5 separate regions of the Homo sapiens genome follow, and regions 1, 2, 3 and 4 are each linked to region 5. The links are chromatin contacts, found by Hi-C or POLR2A ChIA-PET in ENCODE. All regions are on one chromosome and are shown on one strand. Each heading gives the region's core, a stretch centred on a gene start or an enhancer-like site at or near the end of the contact. The rest is flanking DNA. Distances are from core to core; before and after follow the strand shown. Region 1 holds the start of VPS45 (vacuolar protein sorting 45 homolog). Region 2 holds the start of PRPF3 (pre-mRNA processing factor 3). Region 3 holds the start of PLEKHO1 (pleckstrin homology domain containing O1). Region 4 holds the start of CIART (circadian associated repressor of transcription). Region 5 holds the start of MCL1 (MCL1 apoptosis regulator, BCL2 family member).

Evidence for each region. A loop is a pair of places that touch in the nucleus more often than their neighbours do. ChIA-PET counts read pairs that join two places held with the same protein, here RNA polymerase II (POLR2A). Pooled maps may share reads with other maps.
Region 1: a pooled map shows a loop between it and region 5 (13-fold over the local background). The contact joins the promoter of VPS45 here to the promoter of MCL1 in region 5. A Hi-C loop is called at or near these places in 5 of 50 pooled maps. POLR2A ChIA-PET finds 5 or more read pairs at or near these places in 2 of 52 experiments (CD4-positive, alpha-beta T cell and naive thymus-derived CD4-positive, alpha-beta T cell).
Region 2: a loop to region 5 is called in a pooled map, with 7 times the contacts of the local background. The contact joins the promoter of PRPF3 here to the promoter of MCL1 in region 5. A Hi-C loop is called at or near these places in 10 of 50 pooled maps. POLR2A ChIA-PET finds 5 or more read pairs at or near these places in 5 of 52 experiments (BJ, HCT116, HepG2 and 2 more).
Region 3: a loop to region 5 is called in a map with no recorded cell type, with 4 times the contacts of the local background. The contact joins the promoter of PLEKHO1 here to the promoter of MCL1 in region 5. A Hi-C loop is called at or near these places in 1 of 168 maps with a recorded cell type or tissue (sigmoid colon), 1 of 37 single-sample maps with no recorded cell type and 9 of 50 pooled maps. POLR2A ChIA-PET finds 5 or more read pairs at or near these places in 2 of 52 experiments (A673 and activated CD4-positive, alpha-beta T cell).
Region 4: a pooled map shows a loop between it and region 5 (4-fold over the local background). The contact joins the promoter of CIART here to the promoter of MCL1 in region 5. A Hi-C loop is called at or near these places in 1 of 168 maps with a recorded cell type or tissue (gastrocnemius medialis) and 8 of 50 pooled maps. POLR2A ChIA-PET finds 5 or more read pairs at or near these places in 3 of 52 experiments (PC-9, WTC11 and activated CD4-positive, alpha-beta T cell).

The regions. Positions count from the first base shown.
Region 1 is chr1:150,064,386-150,069,149 of GRCh38, forward strand. VPS45 (vacuolar protein sorting 45 homolog) reads left to right here and starts at 3,391. Exons shown (of 15, transcript NM_007259.5): 1 at 3,391-3,565; 2 at 4,245-4,379. The coding sequence starts at 3,473. It also overlaps a transcript of OTUD7B not described here. RefSeq lists a silencer at 2,568-2,807 and an enhancer at 3,018-3,347.
Region 2 is chr1:150,318,091-150,322,867 of GRCh38, forward strand. PRPF3 (pre-mRNA processing factor 3) reads left to right here and starts at 3,443. Exons shown (of 16, transcript NM_004698.4): 1 at 3,443-3,502. RefSeq lists enhancers at 2,557-3,122, 3,252-3,301, 3,492-3,541.
Region 3 is chr1:150,146,979-150,152,042 of GRCh38, forward strand. PLEKHO1 (pleckstrin homology domain containing O1) reads left to right here and starts at 2,938. Exons shown (of 6, transcript NM_016274.6): 1 at 2,938-3,309; 2 at 3,934-4,080. The coding sequence starts at 3,280. RefSeq lists silencers at 2,566-3,025, 3,166-3,245 and an enhancer at 2,878-3,378.
Region 4 is chr1:150,279,470-150,284,859 of GRCh38, forward strand. CIART (circadian associated repressor of transcription) reads left to right here and starts at 3,085. Exons shown (of 5, transcript NM_144697.4): 1 at 3,085-4,164; 2 at 4,336-4,411; 3 at 4,957-5,035; 4 at 5,128-5,239. The coding sequence starts at 3,799. LOC124904414 reads right to left here and starts at 2,713. Exons shown (of 2, transcript XM_047438213.1): 1 at 2,192-2,713. The coding sequence starts at 2,547. It overlaps C1orf54 (chromosome 1 open reading frame 54), which reads left to right. Exons shown (of 6, transcript NM_024579.4): 5 at 174-272; 6 at 1,366-1,447. The coding sequence ends at 269. RefSeq lists enhancers at 829-1,123, 1,960-2,069, 2,151-3,351, 2,390-2,469, 2,826-3,767.
Region 5 is chr1:150,577,780-150,583,096 of GRCh38, forward strand. It overlaps MCL1 (MCL1 apoptosis regulator, BCL2 family member), which reads right to left and starts at 1,831. Exons shown (of 3, transcript NM_021960.5): 1 at 1,064-1,831; 2 at 465-712. The coding sequence starts at 1,751. It overlaps LOC107985203 (a long non-coding RNA gene), which reads left to right and starts at 2,051. Exons shown (of 3, transcript NR_186818.1): 1 at 2,051-2,440. RefSeq lists enhancers at 89-1,288, 249-967, 968-1,685, 1,734-2,028 and silencers at 1,602-1,731, 1,802-2,141.

The DNA of each region.
Region 1 (4,764 bases), core at 2,141-4,640, 510 kb before region 5:
CTTTTCTTTCTGGCAGAGTCTCACTCTGTTGCCTGGAGTGCAGTGGCATGAACATGGCTCACTGCAGCCTCGATTTCCAGGGCTCAAGCAATCCTACCGCACGCTTCTCAAGTAGCTGGGACCACAGATGTACCCGCTACACCTAGCTAATTTTTAAATTTTGTGTAGAGACAAGGTTTAGCTATGTTGCCCAGGTTGGTCTCAAATTCCTGGGCTCAAGCAATCCTCCTGACTTAGCCTCCCAAAGTGCTAGGATTACAGGCATGAACCACTGTGCCTGGCCAATACTGCCATTCTTTATGCAAATATTTTTTTCAATTGTTATCAAGTAGGAAATCTAATTAACTTCAGTTTCATTGAATTTCATCTTTACTTCCTTCCTATCCATGGCTTATGAGAGAAGTGTTAACATGAAGCAACAAGGATTATAGTAAATAGAGAATTAATAATCTAAAATAACTGAGTTGGCCATATTGTTATTATAATTATGCTGAAGCTTATTTACATATTCTTTGTTTTGTGTTGAAGCCTTGAGCTCTGGTGGGGGAAAATCATGATTTTGATTAAACACAAAATGGGCAGTTAAACCTCTAAATAGTATACATGGAGAAAGCTGAAGTACATTTAATTATTTAGATAATCATTCCTGATTATTTAACTTACATATTTACAAGCCTAAATAAAATGTACAAATGTAAATAGTGCTTTTTTTTTTGGAGACAGGTCTCACTCTGTCACCCAGGCTGCAGTGCAGTGGCACACTGTAACCTCAACCTCCTGGGCTCAGGTGATCCTCCCATCTCAGCCTCCCAAGTAGCTGGGACTGGAGGCGCTGGCCACCATGCCCAACTAATTTTTTGTATTTTTTTGTACAGACAGAGTTTCATCATATTGTCTAAGCTGGTCTTGAACTTCTGGACTCAAACGATTGGCCTCGCCTTGGCCTTCCAAAGTGTTGGGATTACAGGAGTAAGCCACGTGCCTGACCAATACTGCATTTTTTGACTTCCTGTTTTCTATCCTTAAAGCACTGATTTCTTGGACCCAGTGAAAACAAATTTTTCAAGTTGAAGATTTTAAGTTAATGTAGTCATTCATATTTGAAGGATGTCATGATTTATTTTTTAAATTTAATGTCTTTACTATTGAAAATATTTCTTGTTATTATAGTTTACTTATACCCTAAATTAAAAATAAGTAGGCACTTCATATTCTGGATTTGCTGTCACTTGCCTGCAACAAAACAAGTAACTGGGTTTATCCTGGATGAGTCACAAAGCAAGAGCTTGGATTTTATCATTGGTTTCAGTTCTATTTTTAGAGGTATGGGGATACAAAAGAAGTTCTTAATTTGGAGACATTTAAAATGGCTTGTGTGGTTTTCTTCAGGAAGGAAGGATGCTGTCTAACTTCAGGACCATCACAGCACCCTTTAAATATGTAATAATTATTTTGTTCAAAATGTTTATGTTCCATATCTTATCGCTCAATGTATAAAATATCACTGCCACTGACATCAATGAAATTTTATGTGAAATGGAATGAGTTAGTAAGTGTCAAGTAGGTATTTTCCTCGTCCCTCAAAAAGTTATGTGCCCAAGTATAAATCATCAAAAGGATAAAGATTCTTTCCATCTATTGCTTACAGACTGACTATTGTTTAAAAAGGCACGAATTTCATAGACAAGTCTTTATCTCCTTCTTTCTTAAAAAAGCACAGAAAATGGGGAAAAATCTTCTATACTGCAATCTAAATTATAGGTAAGAAAAATAAAAACCAAGTGACATAGGAGATTGGCAGTGAATTTTCAAATATCAGTAATTTACAGGATTTACAGGATTTTCATTAGCGTTGTTTCCATGTTTTCTGTAAGATACGAACATTTAAATTGATAAGAATGGAATGTTCATATAACATTTCTTGTATCCATTTAAAGATTCACATTTTCACTTTAATATATAACTTAAGACTTTTCTTTCAAAACACATCTAAAAATTAGTAAAATGCCTAAAGGGAAGCTTTATTTACTTGGTAGAAAAGCTGAAAGAAAAAAAACATATTCTTCACAATTTCAGAGGTGACAAAAATCTCTTATATTTCAGTAGTTTCTGATCTCCCTTAAGGGATTTGAGAATTATATATAATATTGCATAATCTTAAGCTGATTAATGTTAAAGTGCTATTGGTCTATTTTAACTGTGTACTTCTTAAAATATAATGAAAGAATTTATTTGGTAATCCTGAATCTATTGACCTCACAAACACTGGTCATTATTTTGGTGGAAATATTCATAAGCATTTTTAGTTACTGATTTCTAACAATTGTTTCTTATTATCTTCCTGATTTTACAATTCCCCAAAGTAAAGGTGCGAAAAACAAACATCTACCCTCCTTTTCGACAAATGCCATGATAGAGGGGAGACCTGTGTGGTGTAAAGACAAATGCAGACATTTGGAAGTTGATGGTTTTAAGATTCAGTAAAAACTTGAGAGTTTTGGCTTCAAATCCCCACGCTAGTTTTAGTTCTACCGGATACGTGTCCCCTACCCATTTCAAAGGACCCAGTCACCTCGGCTCTTGCCTGAGTTTCAGAGTCCCGCCGGAGTTAGAGCTGGCAGAGTCCAATTGCTCAGAGCGCCGAGGCGGGGGCGGGGCAGGGGGACGCTTGCAGGTCCGGTGGTCCCGCGGGCTGCGAGCCCCCACGGCCGACCCTAGCTGCAGACCCTCCTGGAGAACCTCAGGCCTTTCCCCCAGAAACATCCCTAAAAGGCGTTCCCTTTGTTCATTCATTCAACAAATATTTGTTCAATCTCATATGCCCCTCTGTCTTGGGAAAACCAATTAGGGCCTCTGCAGCCTCAACACAGGGGCACTGTTCCCGCCTATTAATGACGCAATGAACCCGGGAAGACGAATCTCGACCACTGTTTCGCAAATACCGCGTGTGATTTATTAAATGCCGTCTCTCCGAGTCCCAAGCGGCCGGGAGCATTATGCCACCTCCCTTGCCCTCATCTCTCACTGCCATGCAAGAAAGCGTTAATGGCAAATAGGGCACGTAGCCACACTCCGTCGTTCCTGCTTCCAAGCAAACCTTGTGCCAGGTTCCTCATTTCGCGAGGCTCCACTCTCTTGGGCTTCAGGCTGCCGCTGGGCCTCCAGCACCAAAGGGCAATAGGGGTCTGAGAGTCCGGGCCTCAGGCATCTTCAGGCCGCAGGTGGGTGGAGAATAACGCCCGCGCGTGGCAGCGGCCCAGGCCGTCTCAGCCGGATTTTTCCATCCCCGGGGTAGGCTTGGTCCCCTGTACACTCCAGCGGAACTACAACTCCCAGCACCGTGGCTGCCCGGACTCCCGGAAGCCGAATCCCGGCTGGGAGGAAGCAGCTGAGACCCGGCCAACAGACTGGGGGTTAATTTAGCCAGAAAAGGGGGCGGGAAGGGCTGTAGGGTACTTGTCAATTCGCCGCCATGAACGTGGTTTTTGCTGTGAAGCAGTACATTTCCAAAATGATAGAGGACAGCGGGCCTGGTATGAAAGTACTTCTCATGGATAAAGAGACGGTGAGTTTGCTTTTGCTCAGCATTTGTGAAGGAACCCTCTCAACCTTACAATTGCTCGTCCCATTCCACTGTAGGACTTAGCATTTAATTAAACATACGAAAATGAGGGTCGGTTTGTGTGGAATTGAAAAGTTGTTTATATAAAGCTTGCCCGGTGGGTTTTCAGTCTACATGGCTCCAGCCACTGCCTAGAGACTACTTCTACCCGGAACAATTTATTGGAATCAGAAATCCTTTTCTAAATGTCCCCGCCAAGAAATCATTAATATGTCAGAGCACTTGGAAGGCTTTGGGATGGGCCTACTGTTTCCACTCAACATTGTGTTTTTAAAGTAAAGCTGTTGGAGCTCAAGCTGAAATGACAGATTATTTGTTGGCCACAGACCAGAAAACAAAACTCTTTAAGGTGATAGAAAAAAATATTTTTGGAAACTTATGGATTGTTCCTGTTCAAAGAGACCATGTTTTTTGTTTTTAATCTTGAAGCTTCAGCTGAAAGGATAGAGCGTATTTTTCATTCTCGTATGTTACCTACCTGTTTGGATGTTCAGTAAATGTTTTCCGTATATTACTATTTAAGTTATCCAGCTAAGTATTAATGAAAAAAGAGGGTTAGATGTGCTACTTGTTTTTATTATTCTAGACTAGCATACTTTTAGTTAATCTTTTGTTTTTACAGACTGGCATAGTGAGTATGGTATACACACAATCGGAGATTCTACAGAAGGAAGTGTACCTCTTTGAACGCATTGATTCTCAAAATCGAGAGATCATGAAACACCTGAAGGCAATTTGTTTTCTTCGACCTACAAAGGTACTGCATAAACTGAGCTTCCATCTGCCCAGGCAGATGCAGAACACTCTGATCTGAAAGCATTAAGAAGGCAAAATAAATTTGTATTATCATAATTTGTGGCATCATAATTATCCTGGTTCATCAGTGTTATAACCTTCATTTTTCTTGTTTTGTTTCCATATTTCAGTTGACCCCTTACAGCCAGTTCTTCCTTCAAGATGTTTTTTAGGTTCACAGCCATTCCCATTGCCACTAATGAACTACTCTTAACGGAGACCCACATTACTTTATTCCTGGATTAACCTCCGTATCTGTCACATTGAACACCATCAACACTTAATTTTATATACAGCTATGAGTGTCTTGAATCTTTGCCACTTTATTCACATTTATGCTCAGGAAC
Region 2 (4,777 bases), core at 2,193-4,692, 260 kb before region 5:
GTGCAGGGGCTCATGCCTGTAATCCCAGCATTTTGGGAGGCTGAGGTGGGCAGATCACGAGGTCAAGAGTTTGAGACCAGCCTGGCCAATATGGTGAAACCCCTAATAAAAATACAAAAAAATTAGCTGGGCATGGTGGCATGCGCCTGTAGTCCCAGTTACTCGGGAGGCTGAGGCAGGAGAATTGGTTGAACCCAGGAGGTGGAGGTTGCAGTGAGCCAAGATTGAGCCACTGCACTCCAGCCTGGGCAACAGAGGGAGATTCCGTCTAAAAAAAAAAATGTCGAGCACGGTGGCTTATGCCTGTAATCCCAGCACTTTGGGAGGCCGAGGCAGGCAGATCGCCTGAGGTCCAGAGTTCGAGACGAGCCTGACTAACATGGAGATACCCCGTCTCTACTAAAAATACAAAATGAGGCCGGGTGCAGTGGCTCACGCCTGTAATCCCAGCGCTTTGGGAGGCCGAGGCGGGCAGATCACGAGGTCAGGAGATCTAGACCATCGTGGCTAACACGGTGAAACCCCGTCTCTACTAAAACCACAAAAAATTAGCCGGGCGTGGTGGCACACACCTGTAGTCCCAGCTACTCAGGAGGCTGAGGCAGAAGAATTGCTTGAACCCAGGAGGCGGAGGTTTCAGTGAGCTGAGACTGTGCCACTGCACTCCAGCCTGGGCAACAGAGCGAGACTCGTCTCAAAACAAAGAAGAAAAAAAATACAAAATTAGCCTGGCGTGGTGGCGCTTGCCTGTAATCCCAGCTACTCCAGAGGCTGAGGCAGGAGAATTGCTTGAACCTGGGAGGCGGAGGTTGCGGTGAGCCGAGATCGCGCCATTGTACTCCAGCCTGGCCAATGAGAGCGAAACTCCATCTCAAAAAAGAAAAAGAAAAAAAATACAGCTGACCATATATGTGAGTGTTTATTCTGGGCTCTCTATTCTTCCTTTTTTTTTTTTTTTTTTTTGAGACAGAGTCTCGTTCTGACACCAGGCTGGAACGCAGTGGTGCAATCTCGGCTGGCTGCAACCTCCACCTCCCGGGTTCAAGTGATTCTCCTGCCTCAGCCTCCGGAGTAGCTGGGACTACAGGCGCGTGCCACCACGCCCAGCTGATTTTTGTATTTTTAGTAGAGACGGGGTTTCACCATGTTGGCTAGCATGGTCTCGATCTCTTGGCCTCGTGATCTGCCCACCTCGGCCTCCCAAAGTGCTGGGATTACAGGCGTAAGCCACCGCGCCCGACCCTCTATTCTCTTTTGTTGGTTTACCTGCCTGTTCTTACGCCAGTACCACACTGTGTCTTACACATTACATTTAATCCTCACGATACCTTTTTGAAGTAGAGATTCTTATTCTATAATTGAGGAAACAATCTCAGAAAAAATTACCTGAAGGAAACACAGCTAGTAACCGGAAAGCTACAGTTTAAATGTATCCAATTCTAAAAATTGGAAATAAAATCAGTTTTGTTTTGTCGAGATGGAGTCTCCCTCTGTCGCCCAGGCTGCAGTGCAGTGGCGCGATCTTGGCTCACTGCAACCTCCACCTCCCGGGTTCAAGCAATTCTCCTGCCTCGGCCTCCTGAGTAGCTGGGATTACAGGTGCCCACCACCACACCCAGCTAATTTTTGCATTTTTTTTAGTAGGGATGGGGTTTCACCATGTCGGCAGACTGGTCTCAAACTCCTGACCTCAAGTGATCCACCCGCCTCGACCTCCCAAAGTGTTGGGATTACAGGCGTAAGCCACCACACCTGGCCTAAAACCAGTTTCTAGAAACACATTTCTCCATAGGGAATTGAACGCAGACTGTTAGAAGCACCAAAACAAAATAAATTTACAACAACCCTGCAATGTTGAAACTCATTAACCCATTCAACAGACTTTTTGAGTGAATATTTTGTGAGACATTGGTGTTAGAAGCTGTAGGTGGGGAAACTGATTTGTGAATAAGTTGAGCAGTAGGTTCAAACTCCCCCAACTTGTTCCTTCAGAGCCAGGCTTTATCCTGTTATGTCGTGCTGCCCCATCAGGGAAGGTGGGGCTTGGTATGTACATTGTTATCTTTAGATACAAAAATCTCCTACTATCTGGGGAATGTGAATAACCTCCCTGAAGAACAACTGCATCTTCTAGTCAGCCTACCACCAAGAAGACATTTTGGAACTTTAGTTTGGATAGTTTATAATATAAAAATAATGGAATTTTTTCCATTTCTCATATAAGAAATTGTGTCATAATACTGGACAATCTTTTTCCAAACTATCTTTGTCCACACACATGTTGTTATGAATCATCGATTTAAAGAGTCAGTAGGGGCCGGGCGCGGTGGTTCAACCCTGTAATCCCAGCACTTTGGGAGGCCGAGGTGGGCGGATCACGCGGTCAAGAGATGGAGACCATCCTGGCCAACATGGTGAAACCCCGTCTCTACTAAAAATACAAAAGTTAGCTGGACGTGGTGGTCGCGCGCCTGTAGTCCCATCTACTCGGGAGGCGGAAGTTTCAGTGAGCCGAATGCACTCCAGCCTGACGACAGAGCGAGACTCCGTCTCAAAAAATAAAAAATAAAAATAAAAAATAAAGGGTCAGTAGGTTAGAGCCTCATTTTGGAGAGAAGTTAATATATAGACCTATTGATAGAATGGAGAAAACAATACTGGTAGGTCTCACTTGTCATTTATTGAGCCCAAAGTGCTGGGATTACAGGCGTGAGCCACGGCGCCCGGCCTGACACCACTGTTAAATTAGGGAGAAAGGGTTTACTTTCTACCAGAAAGGCTGTGTTTGAACACAAACGCAGAAGCCTCGCTCTTCATTCTAGCCTAAGTTTACTTTTGCGCACTTATTCTCCATATGAGGAAAACAGCAAGTAGCCCAATTTCCGCTTCAGGAAGTTAAAGACATTAACTTGGCAGAAATCGGCCGGGCGCGGTGGCTCACGCCTGTAATCCCAGCACTTTGGAAGGCTGAGGCGGGCGGATCACGAGGCCAGGAGATCGAGACCATCCTGGCTAACACGGTGAAACCCCGGCTCTACTAAAAATACAAAAAATCAGCCGGGCGTGGTGGCGGGCGCCTGTAGTCCCAGCTACTCGGGAGGCTGAGGCAGGAGAATGGCGTGAACCCGGGAGGCGGAGCTCGCAGTGAGCCGAGATCGCGTCACTGCACTCCAACCTGGGCGACAGAGCGAGACTCCGTCTCAAAAAAAAAGCTAAAAAAAAAACCTTGGCAGAAATCTAGCTAATAGGTTTAGCCTGGGAAATAGAAAGCAAGGAAATTGCTCAGGGAAACTTTTCGGTTCTGCGACGCATGCGTTCAGCCTCCAAGAAAGTGGCAAATACGGCTGCGCGAATTGGCGGCCCGGCCCTCCTTGGTCACGTGTTGGGAGACAGCGGCGTGGCGGCGGCGGTGGCGGTAGCGACGGCACGCCGTAGGGCGGTCAGAAGGTTTCCGGTTCCGGTGTAACGTTCGGGCTCCGTCTCAGGGGCTGAAGTTTGTGAGGTGAGTAGTGGCCCCGGGCCCACAGAGGGTAATTCCAGTCCGCGCCACTGTGGCCGGGGACTCAGTCCAAGGGGAGGACCGAAGCGGGAGGGTTCAGCGGGAAGGAGTGTGAAAGGAGTACCTGGTTTGGTGGGAGAAGAGGTTGGAATGAGATTGTTGAGAGGAAAAGGGCGGGGGCGGGAAGGAGACCGGGTTGGGAGACCAGCTCTGGGGTGAGGAGTTTAGGTAGAACAAGGTAGAGTAAGAGACTGGTTGGAGTGACGGAGAGAGTAAAAATGAAGATTAGCGGGGGAGTGGGGGGCTGCAGAGGGAAACTCAGGTTGTAGCAAACAAGAGCACGGAGTAAGGAATTCCTTCTGAAGACTGGATTTGGATTCTGCTGCCTGCTCATTGAGAGGAGAGATCATTGTACCTCGCTTTCCTTCCGCACCCCCACTACCCCCGCACCTCGCAGTTATTGTTGAGCATTTGATTAGTGACAAGGCTAATTACCGTTTGAAACTTTTTTATCCATTGGCTGTTTAGTTTGCACGTCATCTTATGGAGGTAACAGTGGCACCTCATTTATTGCTTTGGGCTTTCAAATTGCTTATACTTTCTAGCCTATCATTCAATTCTAGTGGAATATAAGACCCGTTAAGGTGAGGACTCTTGTTAGTTTTGCTCACTGTTTTATGTATCCACCGCACCTAGTACATTGCTTGACACTTAGTAGTTACTCAATAAATATTTATTGAATGAATTAGGATGTAAATATGGCAGTACTCATTTTGTAAGATGGTAAACTGTGGCTCCAAAGAATTACTTAACTTGCCCAAGGGCTTGTAAATGGTGGGGCTCAGTGTCCCAACTGTTTCTGTGTGAACTCTTGTTTTCACTTTCTATGGCATCTGGATATGCCGCTTTTGTGCAATACATGTGTAATATGTAGAAATTGGTACGCTGTATGTCTACTCATTGTGGGGTAATAGAACCACCATAGAATTACTCACGTAACTTGTCACTGAGGCAGAAAATCTTTCAGTCTTAGTTTCATCACTTCAATCTACTAGCTTCCTTTGGATATACCAAAAGTGAGTCTATTTGGCATCAAGTCTTATAGACTCTAGTATAGAGGCTAAACTTACCAAGAATGTAGAAGTTAATCAGACTGGATTTTTTGGAGAAAAGATGTCTTAAAACATCTTGAAAGATGATTCCCAGATCTTTGATAAGTGGCACTGCTGGGAATAGCTGAGCTTGGAAATTGAGGTCAGTCAATTTATTGACTCCCAT
Region 3 (5,064 bases), core at 1,688-4,187, 430 kb before region 5:
AGGTCCTCCCAGTGTCTTATCTTCACCACAGACAGAAACTGGCTGAGAGTGATTTCTGTGGTTTATGTGCGTGTAGTGTCAAGCTCACTGAGGAGCGCTGAGGAGACAGCGCTATAAAAATGTGTATAGGAACACATACGTTCTCAGATTTCTCACTTTAGCATTGGTCTTTGGAAAACAGTCCCACCTACATCCCAATTCAGGTGCCATGAGGTTCACCTGGTGAGACAAACCAGCTTCAAGAATAGGCCAGGGGAAGTGGAAAGGGGTGAGTGACAGGACAAAGGGAGAACAGGTGAACGAAAGTAGGGGCAGGATCACAGGATGGAGCAGGGCAGAGAGAAAGAGAGGACACCAGAGATTTATGTAACATCTTAAGAGAGCAGACAGGCAGGGAAGGTTCTGCAGCCCACATGCATCTGCTGTGGAATCTGAAAATTACTTTAGACGGTTTTTCTTTTTCATTAGCCCCTCTGCCTAATGTTTCACAATGCTCTGGCACCTATCTGATGAGGCACGAAAGGAACCCTGGACCTTGCATATAGGAGACACTCAAATACTTATTTATCTATCTATGTATCTATTTTTGAGACGGAGTTTCACTCTGTTGCCCAGGCTGGAGTGCAGTGGTGCAATCTCGGCTCACTGCAACCTCTGCCTCCCAGGTTCGAGCTATTCTCCTGCCTCAGCCTCCCAAGTAGCTGGGATTACAGGCGTGTGCCACCACACCCAGCTAATTTTTTTTTGTATTTAGTAGATATGGGGTTTCGACATGTTGGTCAGGCTGGTCTTGAACTTCTGACCTCAAATGATCCACCCGCCTCGGCCTCCCAAAGTGCTGGGATTACAGGCGTGAGCCACCACACGCAGCCCAATATTTGTTGACTGATAGAAACTACTGGGAAAGGAGGAAGATGGGGCAAATGATGAATTACTTTTTTCCCATAAATCAGAATCTATTTAAATGATAACTCTAAACCACTCCTGTGTGTTTGTCCAGCAAGCCCTCAAAAAATCGTGCAGGCTATTTGCTCACCAGTACATTTGGACATTTTGCATCCTCACATATGAAGACACCCTGGATTTGCTCATTATTTTTTCATCGCTCTTTAAACAGGGGGTTAGAAAATAGAGACGGTGGAAAGGGGACAAGATGGTTTGGGGAACGTGGTGTGTGCACACTCATGCCCATGGGAGGGGGTTACAAAATCTGAAGAGGAGACTGCAGTCAGGAAGCCTGGATTCTAATCCATTTAGCCAGTAACTTGATGTATAAACTTGGGCAAGTCAGTTTATCTGGCATGCCCTGTTTCCTCATTTTCCAAATGGAAATATTAATACTCTATATACCTTACAAGGTGGCATTAAAAGTGTAAAGAAATGACATATAAGAGCATTTTGAAAGGATAAAGTTCTGTGTCAGTCTAAAATCGTGGAATTAATTGGTATGGTGAATGGAAAGAAGTTGAGAGGAATATCATTGGATTAGGAGGAAAGGTGGAACTGGAAAAGAGAGGGAGCCCCTCCTTCATTTGACAGACACCAGAAAAAGTCAAAAGAGCCTCCACTATTCAAACCACAAATCTAGCCAACACTTTTATCTTGAGACATCTCTGGAAAAATGATTTTTCCTTTTCCCTGCTCCTCAGTGCCAGGGATTTTTATTCATTTTGTGGTTACTGCATGCTTGCCATATGCCAGGCAATGTGTTTATTAGCTTATTATGATTTCAAAATTAGCCCTGGAAGACAACACATATCTTCAAAGGACTCTCAGAGGTCATCTCATATCTTCCCCTAGCTTTCCTTGTTGATAAAAATGGCAGTTCATCCCTCACCACTTAATACGTGGAGGGACGCGGGCCTAAAGAAATTCAGTGACTTGACCAAAGCCCAGAGTGGTGATGAAACCAGTACCCAAGCGCGGGGTTTCTCACTCCCCTTTTCCATCACACGTATATATATTAAAAAGACATGAAGTTACTAAGATGTGTCCTGGAGGCTCTGAGGCAGATCTGCTGTAGGAGGGATCAGCAGAGGCTTCTCTAGTCAGGGCATTCTCTGGGCGTTCAGCCCTTCCCTCCACTGGGCTCCAGCGCTGTAGAGAGGGTGGGGTTTTTACCTATCAGTATAGCGGGAAAAGATACCCAGGTGGCAGGAAGTTTAAGCCTCACCTGGAACTTATATTGAAAGCCACTTGGTAGAAAGGATAATGGTTTGGAGACAGAGTTCTATTCCTGCCAGCATTGACACTGTGTCTGAAAAGCCAGCATCGACACTGTGTCTGCAAATCCCTCAGCTATTCTGAGTCTCCGTTTTCTCCCTGTGAGATGGAGATCATAAAATCCGCCTCATCCTTAGGATTATTCTCCTGAAGCTACAATAAGGCCTGAGGCATTGTACGCTGGAAGAAACGTGTATTAATAGCAACTTCTGTCCCACCCCATCCCCCAACACGTCGATCCCCTCCGGAGCATAAAACTTTCCCCCAGCATCTGACCTGCCCAGGCCACCCTAGCACCTAGGAGCGTGAATTCCTGATGCGGGTTGTGGGTGGCGCGCCCTCCCGGTTCCCGCTCTCGTTTTTGTTTTTGGTCGGGTAAGGCGATGCTGTAGAGGCTGGCGATCTCCAGTCTTCACGAATCCGCACGTCTCTCCATTATCCACCGCGCCCGCCCACTGGGCCCCGGGGCGGCCGGCGGCCGGGTCTCTCGGGCTCCGCGTGTCGCCCGAGCCGCCGCCGGAGCGAGGGTCCCTGCCCCCTGGGGAGCGGTCTCCAGCCGCTTCGAAGCCGCCTTCTTCCCCCTCCGTGAGTCAGAAACAAAGGCGGGGGGGCGGGGGGAGCGCCCGAGCTGCGGCTCCGCGATTCGCCCTTTATTCTGAACTCGCAACGTCAGCGGCCCGCGGATGGAGCTGCGGGGTGCGGACTGGGCCGCCCACAGCGCACCGGGCCGGGGGAGCGGCCGCGCTGGGCCGGGCGGGCGGGTGGCGGGGGTGCGCTCGGGGACCCGGGCCGCGTGGGCGCCGGGATGGAGGGCGCCAAGGGGCGGGGAGCGGGCGTGCGTGTGTGTGCGAGTGCGAATGCGAGGGAGGCCGGCCTTGAGTGAAACCGGAGCTACAAAGAAGGGGAGAGTCCGGGAGCGGGAGGGCGCGAGGGAGGAGCGGCGGCGCCGGGGCAGCTCCGACGCCCTCCCGCGGGGAAGGAGCCCCCGCGGTGCCGCCGAGGCCCCGACGCGGGGCCGCCCCTCGGCTCGCCGCCCCGCGCCCGCGCCCGCTGGGAATGATGAAGAAGAACAATTCCGCCAAGCGGGTGAGTGCGCTTGCCCGCCCTGCGGCCGCCGCCGCCTCCGCGCTCTGACGACCCCCGCTCCGTCGGCGCCGCGGCGGCCTGGGAGACCCACGGCCCGGCCGCGCCCCCGCCCCGGCGGCCCGGTCCCCTCGGCCTCGGCCCCGCCAGGCGCCCGCGGGGGCTTTTGTTTGTTTACTCGCCTCGGGGGGCTTCAACTTGGCTGAGTTTCCCCACGACCCGCACCTCCCCCGCCCCCGGGCGCCGGGCGAGCGTTTGCCTCGCGCTCCGCCGTGGCGAGGAGACAATGGGAGAGAAAACCAGAGAAACGCCGTTAGTCCCCGCGCGGCGAGGACGGGGCGGCGGGGGCGCAGGGCCTGGAGGGAACCTGGGAGCCTCTCCGCGCCCGGCCGGCGCCCCTGCCACTTGCAGCCCCGGTTGTTTATTCGGGAGCGGGGGAGGGGAGCGGGGGGAGTTCCTCGGAGTGAAAACCTTTCCGAAGTGGGAGCGAACCTGGGGCGGCCCCCCGCCCCCCGGCCGCAGCCTTCGGAGGAGACTGGGCCGCCGAGGCGGTCGTGAGAGACGGACGGAGAGGAAGCGCCGGCTGGAATCTCCTAACCGCCCGCTTCTCATCTTGTCCTGGGGCAGGGACCTCAGGATGGAAACCAGCAGCCTGCACCGCCCGAGAAGGTCGGCTGGGTCCGGAAATTCTGCGGGAAAGGGATTTTCAGGGAGATTTGGAAAAACCGCTATGTGGTGCTGAAAGGGGACCAGCTCTACATCTCTGAGAAGGAGGTGGGTGCCTCTTGCCTCTAACTCTCCGTTTTCTCATAGCCCCCACTTTGTCACTCCCCAAGGGCTCGCCTAGCTTACTCCACCCCCGTTTTGTTCCAAAGGCAAGTTCAGTGGTCTCCTCTCTACCCCCATCTCATCTGCAGAGAAAGGCCACCCTTTAATGAGAAGACCAGAGTGAGAATTAGAAGTTGAGTTGGCCGCTTACTCAGTGTTTTTTTGTTTGCAAATACCTTTCTAACAACGATAAGCCCCTCCCAAGATGCCCCAGAAGTTCTAAGTGTCCCTTGCTGCCTCCCACCCTAACCTGGCCTCCTGCATATAGGATTTCTTTTCTATTTCTGCTGAAACAGTTTAGCCTATTCGCCACCCCTTCCTGTCCCCCCACCTTAACCCAGCCAGCCTCCCCTTTCCTGTCTGTGGCAGGAGCGTGCACAGGTCCTGTCCGTGGCGCATCCGCCCTGAATCACAGAAAACACGCACCCCGCCGTCAGGCCCCTGTGACCTCGGGTGTGTGAGTGGCAGTTATTTTCGTTGAAGCCAGTGTCCCTAACCAGTATGCTCTCTGTTCCCCACCCCCACCCCATTTAAAAAAGGCAAGGAACCCATTTTCTACCCACTTCCTGCCCACCCCTCCATTTGTATCAGAAGGGAGAGAAATGGAGTTAAGAACCCCTGTATGTCTTTGGATAGCTTTGGCTGTGTAGTTAACCATGAAAACCACAGTCTACACTGTGTCAAGACCTGAGCTATGATAATTGAATCCAGACCCATCTCCCTTTTTTCCCTAAGTCTTGGGATCAATAACGTGTACTAATGTGGAGAAATCAGAATTGCCCCTACAGTGGTTAGAAGTCATTCCATTCCCTGCCTCTGTGACTGTCCAAAGGCAGTCAGTATAGCCTGGAAGACTGTCCTGTGTACCGGTTAGAGTGGCCCTTCCTCCCGCCCTCACGGGAGGTATTCTGTGTTCCCTCACCCAGGGCT
Region 4 (5,390 bases), core at 1,835-4,334, 300 kb before region 5:
AAGGCACAGAAGGACTCCTTACAGTGATGGGGAAGGATGGATCTTTCTCTAAGCCCAAAGGAAAGGAAGACAGAGGTTGTTGTAAAGAGGTGGCAGTCTTTCTGGAGGGGGACAGAGAAGTGGTAGGAGGAATGACACCAGCCTACTGTGTGGGGATGTCGGTATTTTAGCAGAGTCCAGATCTGAACGATGCCGTGTCCAGTTTGCGAAGTCCTATTCCCCTCCTCCTGTCGTGTGCCTTTGTTCAGGTGGGGATGTATTTCATGTAGAAGGTAAGAGTGCAGCCACTGGCTTTGGGGGAGTCTGTGAAATAATATTTTTTAACTTCCCACACTAAACCGAAGTAATTCTTACCAGTATCTCTAGTTAGTGTTTCCAGCCTGGTCAATTATCAGCCACTGAAGGAAGAGATTTAGGCTCATCCCTATAATCCCAGCACTTTGGGATGGTGACGTGGGAGGATCGCTTGAGCCCAGGAGTTCCAGACCAGGCTGAGCAACATAGTTTAAGTCCAGGCTGAGCAACAGACCTTGTCTCTACAAAAAAATTAAAAATAAATAAATAAGAACTCCTCTACAAGACGTTAAAAAAATTAAAAATAAAAATTAGTTGGGTGTGGTAGCACAGGCCTGCAGTCCCAGCTATTGGGGGGGATGGGGTGGAAGGATCCCTTAAGCCCAAGAATTGGAGGCTGCAGTGAGCCATGATCTGGCCACTGTACTGTTGCCACTGGGCAACACAGTGAGACTGTCTCAAAAAATAACAAGTAAAATGAAAGAAGAGGGATCACATTTAGAAAAATCTTCTTATTCAGTCTTAAAGAAGTTTAGGAGATGCTGAGGCAGACTTTTGTGATGAGTCATTACTTTTTCTGAACTAAGAGGACTTCAGGATCTCCTAGAGCAGATAGATGATGGGGTTGGGGGAATACTTCTCCAAGCTTCCAAAATGTCTGAACAATCAAAGCTAGTTCCAGCCTGGCCACGTTTCAAGTCATGGCGAATGCCAGAGGGCAAAGTGGGTGGGTCTTACAACCTGGTAGAGTCAAGAGGCAAAGTTCAGAGGCAGAACGGATGGCGGTTCTCTGATGTATGGCAGGGCGGTGGGAGAGAAGGGAAGAGAAAGCCGTATTATAGGAAAAGAATTTTTAAATTGGGATGCTAAATAACCATTGATCATAGAGAGATTCAGCAGGAGGTGAAAGGACTGTGGAGGAGAGGGGTACACACACATCTTTCCCAGGAGCTATCACAGAGCAATCCCAGCTCAGAATATCTGGGGAGTTTCCATAGAGTGTGGGGGGCATGAAGGGGTTTCTCGGGTCTCCTGACTCCTTTTATTTTCTTTCTTTCTCTGCTTTTTTAGGTGGAAGAAGGCTGCTATGACTCTTTGGATGGGAGTCTGGCAAGAGGAAATTGGAAGATAAAATAAATAATAAGTGAAATAATCTGGTTACCATCTACTCCTTCATGAGTCTGTTCTAAAGTCACAACTAAAGAGAGCGCCAGGATTTAGAGGCAGCAAGCGTAGATTGGAAGGGGAGGTGGGTGACAATTGAATTAGAGGGCATTATGGACTGAATAAACCTGCAGTTTGGAGAAGACTGGAGAAGGGCACCCACAGACAACAGGTTTATTCACAGTCCATATTGGTAATTCTCTTGTTTTATTTTATTAAGTATGGTGTTGAAACAGTGTGCTTGGGGAAACGAGGTTGAGGTTTTAGAATCTTTTTTTCTTTTTATAAGAATAAGCACATTGTTAAAACATAAGGTAAAATATCAAAAACTACTTAGAATAGACTTAAAATATTCACACCTACCCACCCCTACCCACACCTCTGTCCAACAATGTGCCTTTTGCAGTTGGTAATTATGGCAGGGACAAACTCACTTAAATTTTTTTTTAATTCGCTATCCTCGGGACCCTAATTAGAATTGGGCTGCCCCCTTGCGGTCTCTCCGACGTCCTATCTTCAACCAGCTCACAGTCCTTGGGCCCTGCTCTCCTCTCCATTGTACTCTCAAAATGCAAGGCGCAACGACAATAGTAACGTCCCAGTTACTTCTGAGACTCTCTAAACTCTGGACTTGCCTCCCTCCCCTCCTTCAAAGTCTTTCGAATCTTCTCCAGCGGACAAATGAAGGGACTGAAGCTGGACAAAACCATAACCTAGGAGATCAGGGACCTACCCCATTCTGTTCCCCGTGCTTGGAATCAGATAATTTAGGACGCCGGGCCCGAGAAGCCTGGATAAAAAAGTCAGGAAAAACTGAGTTTCGTTTTGACCTCTAGCGTCGTGGCGGGCTGGCATCTGAGCTGGTAACGTGCGTGGTAGGTTATGTAAGAAAAGGGATGGAGGAGCCGCCCCAGCGGGAGCCAGAAAGGACGCGGTGTTCTCGGTTGCAATCCCCACCCTCCTCACCCAGCAGGGCAGGAGGCACCCAACTTGGAGGAGAAAGGGGTGGGGGAGGTGAAACAGAGACCGGAGAGTCACGAGGGCTGGGCCGCCGAGAGCAGGAGAATATACCGTGTCACACACCTCCATTCTCTCACACACGTTGCAGACACAAATCACTGACGGTTTCCACGTGCTGCGCTCGTGAGCGGAGGTGTTCAAAGAGGGGGCAGATGAGTTACTTCCCGAGACGGAACCGGGGGTCCCACGTCCGCCGCCTTCAGTAGCACAACCAATCTCTGAACACTCAAACCGCGCATCTCTGGCGCATCACCATCCTATTTAAGGCCACGGGCTCCGCCCTTTTCCTCCCCTCCCTTCTTTTCCACTCTTTTTCCATCCTCCTCCTTTTCTCATCACCGGGTCCTCTCCAGCAGCCGCATGTAGGGGAGGAGCACGGAATGCTTCCCTTACAGCCAATCATCACCTGGCTGCCTCTCTACTGGCTGAGCCCCTTTGTACTGTAGCAAATGGGCTATGGACTTCAGTAACTAGAGTCACGTGTTACCGGCGACACAACCAATGAGGGCGCGAGATCTGTGTAAGCAGGGGGAGGCACGTGCCGGGCCGCACGTGTCTGGGAGGGGGGGGAAGGGGCGGGGCCCACTGAGAGAGGCGGAGGTGGGTAGATAGACCCGGAGAGACGGCGAAGGAGCTGGAAACCGAGCCAGGGCTGAGCCGGCTGACAACAGGTAAGGAGATTCGGAGGACAAAGCGAGCTGTTAGGGAGTATTTGGGAGTGGATTTGGGGGCTGAATGCAGATCTTGGTATTGGGAGGGTTTGCATCACGTGGCAGGTGCGAGCCCAGAGAGACCGGCGCAGGGATCCTGATCTTGAAAGATTGGGAGAGGGCAGGAGGCCAGTCTCTATGGGGGCGGTTCCCGTAGGATCACCAGGTGGGTTCGCGTGCCCAGATTGACTGCTTGTGGGTGGCATGGCCTCAGGTGGAGAGGCTTGCTGCGGACTCAGGCTGGCGAATAGCCCTGGCGAACAACGGGCGGAGGGGAAGGTGTCTTTCAAGTCGGTATTTACTCTGAACTGAGGGAAGAAAAGAACGGAGGCCGCGTCAGACCGAGAGCTGCTCTGCGGCGGCCAGAGAGGGAATCCCAAGCTCTTAATGGGCGGGGGTGGGGGTAGAAATGTCTTTTTCTATTGTGTTTGAGACCGGTAATATTGGGGAGGGGGAGAACAAGTATTATCCCACGCAGTACACCCCAATCTCCCAGTTCATTTCCTAATCCTTAAACTCTGGTTTCAAACTCCCTCGCTTTGCTCTTCAGTTGCAGGTTCCGATCTTTGGGTACTCCAGGAGCTGTTCTATAGCCCCTGCTTCTGGACCTATGGATTCTCCATCTAGCGTTTCTTCCTATTCCTCCTACTCTCTCTCTTCGTCTTTTCCCACCTCCCCAGTGAACAGTGACTTTGGCTTCCCCTCTGATAGTGAGAGGGAGGACAAGGGGGCCCATGGGCCCAGGCCAGACACTGTTGGGCAGAGGGGAGGTTCACGGCCCAGCCCGGGTCCTATCCGCTGCAGGCATCGATCGAAGGTTTCCGGTAACCAGCATACACCATCTCATCCGAAACAGCGGGGTTCGGCTTCTCCTATGGCAGGATCTGGGGCGAAAAGATCAAGAGATGGTGAACTGGAGACCAGTCTAAACACCCAAGGTTGTACCACAGAGGGAGACCTGCTGTTTGCCCAGAAGGTAAGAGAAAGCAGGTGAAAGGAGATTCTCCTGGAGTGCCTTAGCACCCAGCTGGTTGATAAGGACCCTGTGAGGACAGTATTGACTCCCAGATTTGGAGGTGAAGGAAGAGCCACTGCTGGTGTGGGCAGTTTTTTGTCTTCTTACAGCCTTTGTCCTATTTTCCTACAGTGTAAAGAACTCCAAGGATTTATACCTCCTCTCACAGACCTACTCAATGGGCTGAAGATGGGTCGTTTTGAGAGAGGTAATCTTATTGTTGCATTCATTTGGGCTAGGTTCATTTCTCTTTCTCTTTCCCTCTTTTGACGTGTATTTCTCTGAAGTTCTTGTTTGGGGCCTATATTACTCCTTTTTTGCTACTATGACTTTATTATTATTATTATTATTATTATTATTTTGAGACGGAGTTTTGCTCTTGTTGCCCAGGCTGGAGTGCAATGGCGCGATCTCGGCTCACTGCAACTTCCACCTCCTGGGTTCAAGCGATTCTCCTGCCTCAGCCTCCCCAGTCGCTGGGATTACAGGCGCCCACCACCATGCCCAGCTAATTTTTGTTATTTTTAGTAGAGATGGGGTTTCGCTATGTTGGCCAGGCTGGTCTCAAACTCCTGACCTCAGGTGATCCACCCACCTCAGCCTCCCAAAGTGCTGGGATTACAGGCGTAAGCCACCTTGCCTGGCCCGACTTAATTTTTTTAGATCAATCAATTTTAACCCCCTTCTGTTCTTCCTTTACCTGACTACATGCTTGAATCTCAATCCTTAATCTCTCTCTGTCCCTGTCCCCAGGATTAAGCAGTTTTCAGCAGAGTGTGGCAATGGACAGGATCCAGCGTATTGTAGGTGTTTTGCAGAAGCCACAGATGGGGTAAGTCCCGCTGGTTCTTTGCTTGGGTCTTCATAAAAAGGAGATTTCTCCAATCCTGTTGCTGGTTTTTTAAAGCAACGTCATTTTCACAGGGAACGTTACCTAGGAACCTTGCTACAGGTAGAAGGGATGTTAAAGACTTGGTTTCCACAAATAGCTGCCCAGAAGTCATCATTGGGTGGTGGCAAGCATCAGCTGACCAAGGTAAGAACTTAAGAACACGAGGAAGAGGTGGGAAAATAGCCAAGAAAATGAAATGTGCATGCAGAAATGGCCCCTTTTGCCATTTTCTTTTGAGTCTTTTCTTCAAGTTTCTTTTCAGGGAAGGAAATTCCTAAACTTTCTGCATTGTCTT
Region 5 (5,317 bases), core at 581-3,080:
TTCTCAAATCTCCACCACCTAATATTTCAGTAACGCCTCAATTGCGCAGATCAGTTTTTCTCAACGTAGTTAAGTACATCCTGCATCAGATCTGGGTTTGTTTAAAACGCAGGCTCCACCCCATATCTTCTCCATTAAAACAGGCACCGCCTTAGGAATTATTTCAGCTATCCTCCCCTGGTGACTTATTTTTTCATGGTTTGAATCCACTGAAGAGTATTCAACTGAATTGGAACAAAAAATTGCCTAGAGAAAACCAAGATTTTTGATACAATTCAAGACCGCCATACCACTATCTCTAAGGATCCACTACTTAAATCAACATCAAATAAACAATGGTCCTTTAGTTAGAGCCTGCAAACAGCCGTGCGTCATAAAAACCTTTAGATATCCCCACCTCTCTAAAAAAAATCCTTCATTCTACTTCCACTCCAAGGCCCCTTTCATCCTTAAGGCAAACTTACCCAGCCTCTTTGTTTAACTAGCCAGTCCCGTTTTGTCCTTACGAGAACGTCTGTGATACTTTCTGCTAATGGTTCGATGCAGCTTTCTTGGTTTATGGTCTTCAAGTGTTTAGCCACAAAGGCACCAAAAGAAATGAGAGTCACAATCCTGCCCCAGTTTGTTACGCCGTCGCTGAAAACATGGATCATCACTCGAGACAACGATTTCACATCGTCTTCGTTTTTGATGTCCAGTTTCCGAAGCATGCCTGAGAAAGAAAAGCATGCAGGTCCTCACGGCCTCCTTTGTCTAAACCGGCGCAAGATTCGCCTGCCCACCCGCGGCGGGAAAATCGCTACTGGGATTTACAGAACTCAGGTTGACCCCACTTGAAATTGACATCCCACCCTTTCCGGTCTTTGAACAAGAGCTGCCATTTCCAAAAGAATCAAGATGGGCGGAAACAATGACTCATGGCCAGAATATTCTGGCTTCAGGAATAGGATGAGACACGTTTCAACACTGACTCGTTTCGGTTTCCAACCCACCCTTGGCGGGTGAGTCCGGGGAGAGATGGAAAAAAGGGAGTGAGGCCTTGGCGATTAATGAACCCCCTTACCTTGGAAGGCCGTCTCGTGGTTGCGCTGCACGCCATCCCCAACCCGTCGTAAGGTCTCCAGCGCCTTCCTGCTGGTGGCCCCAGACCTGCCCATTGGCTTTGTGTCCTTGGCGCCGGTGGCCTGCTCCCGAAGGTACCGAGAGATAATCTCCAGCGACTGCCGGTACAACTCGTCCTCCTCCTCCTCTGCTGGCGGCGGCGTCGAGGGTAGTGACCCGTCCGTACTGGTGTTATTACCAGATTCCCCGACCAACTCCAGCAGCGGCAGGACAGCCGGCCGCTTCCCGAGAGGCTCCGGCTCGTACCCGTCCAGCTCCTCTTCGGGCGACATGATGGCGTCAGCGGCCGGGGCTTCCATCTCCTCAAGCGGCGCCGCGCGGCGGGTGGGCGCGAAGAAAAGCAGCCTCGCGGGGGTCGCGGTGACGTCGGGGACCTCGGCGCCAATGGGCGGCGGCCGCGCGACCCTCCGGGAGTCTGGCGTGAGGGTGGACGGGGGGCTTGCGCCGGCGCTTCCGCCAATCACCGCGCCGGCCTCCCCTCCCCCTATCTCTCGCCGGGCCGAGGCCTCCTTCTCCGTAGCCAAAAGTCGCCCTCCCGGGCGGGTGGCGCCGCCGCTGCCGGCCCCCAAGCCGGCCCCCCCACAGTAGAGGTTGAGTCCGATTACCGCGTTTCTTTTGAGGCCAAACATTGCCAGTCGCCGCCGCCGCCTGGCTGAGAAAACTGGGGAAGACCCCGACTCCTTACTGGAAGGAAGCGGAAGTGAGAAGTGGCGAGCAGCTCCTTTATCACGGTTTTAGGGCGGCCAGTCCTACGGGGTGGCGCCAGCGAACTCTTTTTTTTTAAAAAAAGTATTCCCATAAAAGGGGAAAGGGGCGGCAGCTTCCGGAGGGTTGCGCACGGCACCTACCAGCTGCCCGGCCGGGCCGGGGCGGGGCCGGGGCCGGGGCCGGGGCCGGGGCCTGAGCCGGGGCCTGAGCGGGGCCTTCCGGTCTTCGGAGGCTCTGAGTGCCGGTTACGTAACGGCGGCTCCGAGCGCCTGGGGTCCTCCCAGAGCTCCTGGGCTCGAGCTCTTTCCATGAGCACCTCGGGCCTTCTCGTGGCTACCTCTGTGCTTCCCTGAGACCTGATTTGTGAGCCCTTTTTGCTGGTTTTCGCCAGAGGTTTTTTACCAAATCAAAATTTCAACCATTGACTAACACAGGGGTTGAAGGAAGAGGACGGGGAAGTTCAGTGATGGATGGGAACAACAGTCTTAGATGATAGGGATAATTAAGAGGGCATAGTTGGGGACTTGTGGTTATTTTGCACAGCTCTCTACTCTCAGTCCAATGTTTGGAAATGAGGATGCTCCACGTGCTACCCTAAAGAACCATTTATGTAAGTGGACTAAGCTAAAACTGCCACAGCTAAACTATTCCTGCCTCCCTGCTTGCTTCTCCCATCTCTGTTCCATAGTCTTTGGTGCTATTTACATATAGGCCTTAATCCATTAGAATCTCGTCTGAGAGTCTTGACACCATTTTTTGTTTGTTTTGAGACAGTCTAGCTCTGTTGCCCAGGCTGGAGTGCAGTGGGGCGATCTCGGCTCACTACAAGCTCCACTTCCCACGTTCAGACGATTCGGTACCTCAGCCTCCCGAGTAGCTGGGATTACAGGCGTGCGCCACCACATCTGGCTAGTTTTTGTATTTTTGGTAGAGATGGGGTTTTCACGATGTTGGCCAGGCTGGTCTCGAACTCATGGCCTCAAGTGACCTGCCTGTCTCGGCCTCCCAAAGTGCTGAGATTACAGCTGTGAGCCACCTCGCCCAGCTGATTATTGTATTTTTAGTAGAGATGTGTTTCATGCGCGTCTGTGTGAAGACACCACCAAACAGGCTTTGTGTGAGCAACATGGCTGTTTATTTCACCTGGGTGCAGGCGGGCTGAGTCCGAAAAGAGAGTCAGCAAAGGGTGATGGATTATCATTAGTTCTTACAGGTTTTGGGATAGGTGGTGAAGTTGAGAGCAATGTTTTGTGGGCAGGGGTGGATCTCACAAAGTACATTCTCAAGGGTGGGGAGAATTACAAAGAACCTTCTTAAGGGTGGGGGAGATTACAAAGTACATTGATCAGTTCGGGTGGGGCAGAAACAAATCACAATGGTGGAATGTCATCAGTTAAGGCTATTTTTACTTCTTTTGTGGATCTTCAGTTACTTCAGGCCATCTGGATGTATACGTGCAAGTCACAGGGGATGCGATGGCTTGGCTTGGGCTCAGAGGCCTGACAATGTGGTTTCACCATGTTGGCCAGGCTGGTCTCAAACTCCTGGCCTCAGGTGATCCACCTGCCTCAGCCTCTTAAAGTGCTGGGATTACAGGTGTGAGTCACTGCACCCAGCTGACACCATTTATTTTTGTACTGATAATAAGGCACATTTGACTCTAGAGGTTTGTAAAGCCCTTGAGAACAAGGATCTTCTTATATGCCATGTATGTTAGTTAACGTTAATTAAAGCAGCCTTTTTGTTAAAAGATCTGTAAAAATAATAGCTAAAATTCAAAAGCAAGGTGCTGAGAGACATAGGAAAGGTGAGCAAGCTCACTTTTTATTTATTTTTTTGAGATGAGGTCTTGCCCTGTCACCCAGGCTGGAGTGCAGTGGCACCATCAGTGCTCATTGCTGCCTCAACCTCCTGGGCTGAAGTGATCCTCCCACCACAGCCTCGCGAGTAGCGAGGAACACAGGTGCATGCCCCTATACTTGGCTAATTTTTTTATTTCTTGTAGAGATGGGGTATCACTATTTTGCCCAGGCCGGTCTTGAACTCCTGGACTCAGGTGATCCTCCTACCTTGGCCTCCCAAAGTGTTGGGATTACAGACCGGGCTCTGTGCCTCATGCCAATAATCCCAGCACTTTGGGAGGCTGAGGTGGGTGGATCGCTTGAGCCCAGGAGTTTGAGACCAGCCTGGGAAACATGGCGAAACCCTGTCTCTACTAAAAACACAAAAATTAGATGGGTGTGGTGGTGCGCATCTGTAATACCAGCTACTCTGGAGGCTGAGACAGGAGAACTGCTTGAACCCAAGAGACGGAGGTTGCGGTGAGCCAAGATAGTGCCACTGCACTCCAGCCTGGGCAACAGAGCAAGACTTGGTCTCAAAAAAAATAATAATAATAATGAGGCCTGGCGCAGTGGCTCACACCTGCAATCCCAGCACTTTGGGAGGCCAAGGCGGGCGAATCATCTGAGGTCAGGAGTTTGAGACCAGCCCAACCAACATGGAGAAACTCCATCTCTACTAAAAATACAAAATTAGCCGGGCCGTGGTGGCACGTGCCTGTAATCCCAGCTACTTGGAAGGCTGAGGCGGGAGAATCGCTTGAACCTGGGAGGCGGAGGTTGCGGTGAGCTGAGAGTGCGCCATTGCACTCCAGCCTGGACAACAAGAGCGAAACGCCATCTCAAAAATAAATAAATAAATAAAGTGTTGGAATTATAGGCGTGAGTCTCCCTCTTGGCCAAAAGTTCCTAATCCCCAAAATGTCACAGTTTAGTAAGGTGATACGGCGTCCATACCACCCATTTATGTTTTGGGCAGGACCTAGAACCATAGGGGTTTATAGTATGAGTGGCAAGGATAGAGCATTTTGTGGTTATAGTGAATAAGAAATAGTTTCTCTATTTAAGGAATGTCTAATCTTGTACAGCAACTAACCATAATGTGAGATGGAATGTATGCTCTACACAAGGCATTAACAACTTCATTTTGGAGTTAAGAGGTTGGGAAATTCACTTTGGGCTGAGAGAGCTAGAGGAAAGTGTTATGGAGGAGGTAGCTTTGCTCTCATGCTTTATAAAGTAAAATTTTATCAGGTGGTAAAGTGGAAAGAGATTGAGGAAATAGGAGGAGCAATGATTTTTCCTTGTACAGAGGCTAAAAAAGGAAATGCAAGTTTCACTTTAAAATAAATTGCATTTATTCATTATTTGTTATTATTATTTTTTGAGACGGGTATCACCATGTTGCTCAGGCTGGAGTGCAGTGGTGCAGTCTCGGCTCACTGCAACCTTGACCTCCTGAGCTAAAGTGATACTCCTACCTCAGCTTCCCAAGTAGCTGGGACAACAGGCCAGCACCACCATGCCTGGCTAATTTTTGTGTTTTTTTGTAGAGATGGGGTTTCACCATGTTGTCCAGGCCAATCTCGAACTCCTGGCCTCAAGCCATCTGCCCTCCTTGGCCTCCCAAAGTGCTAGGATTATAG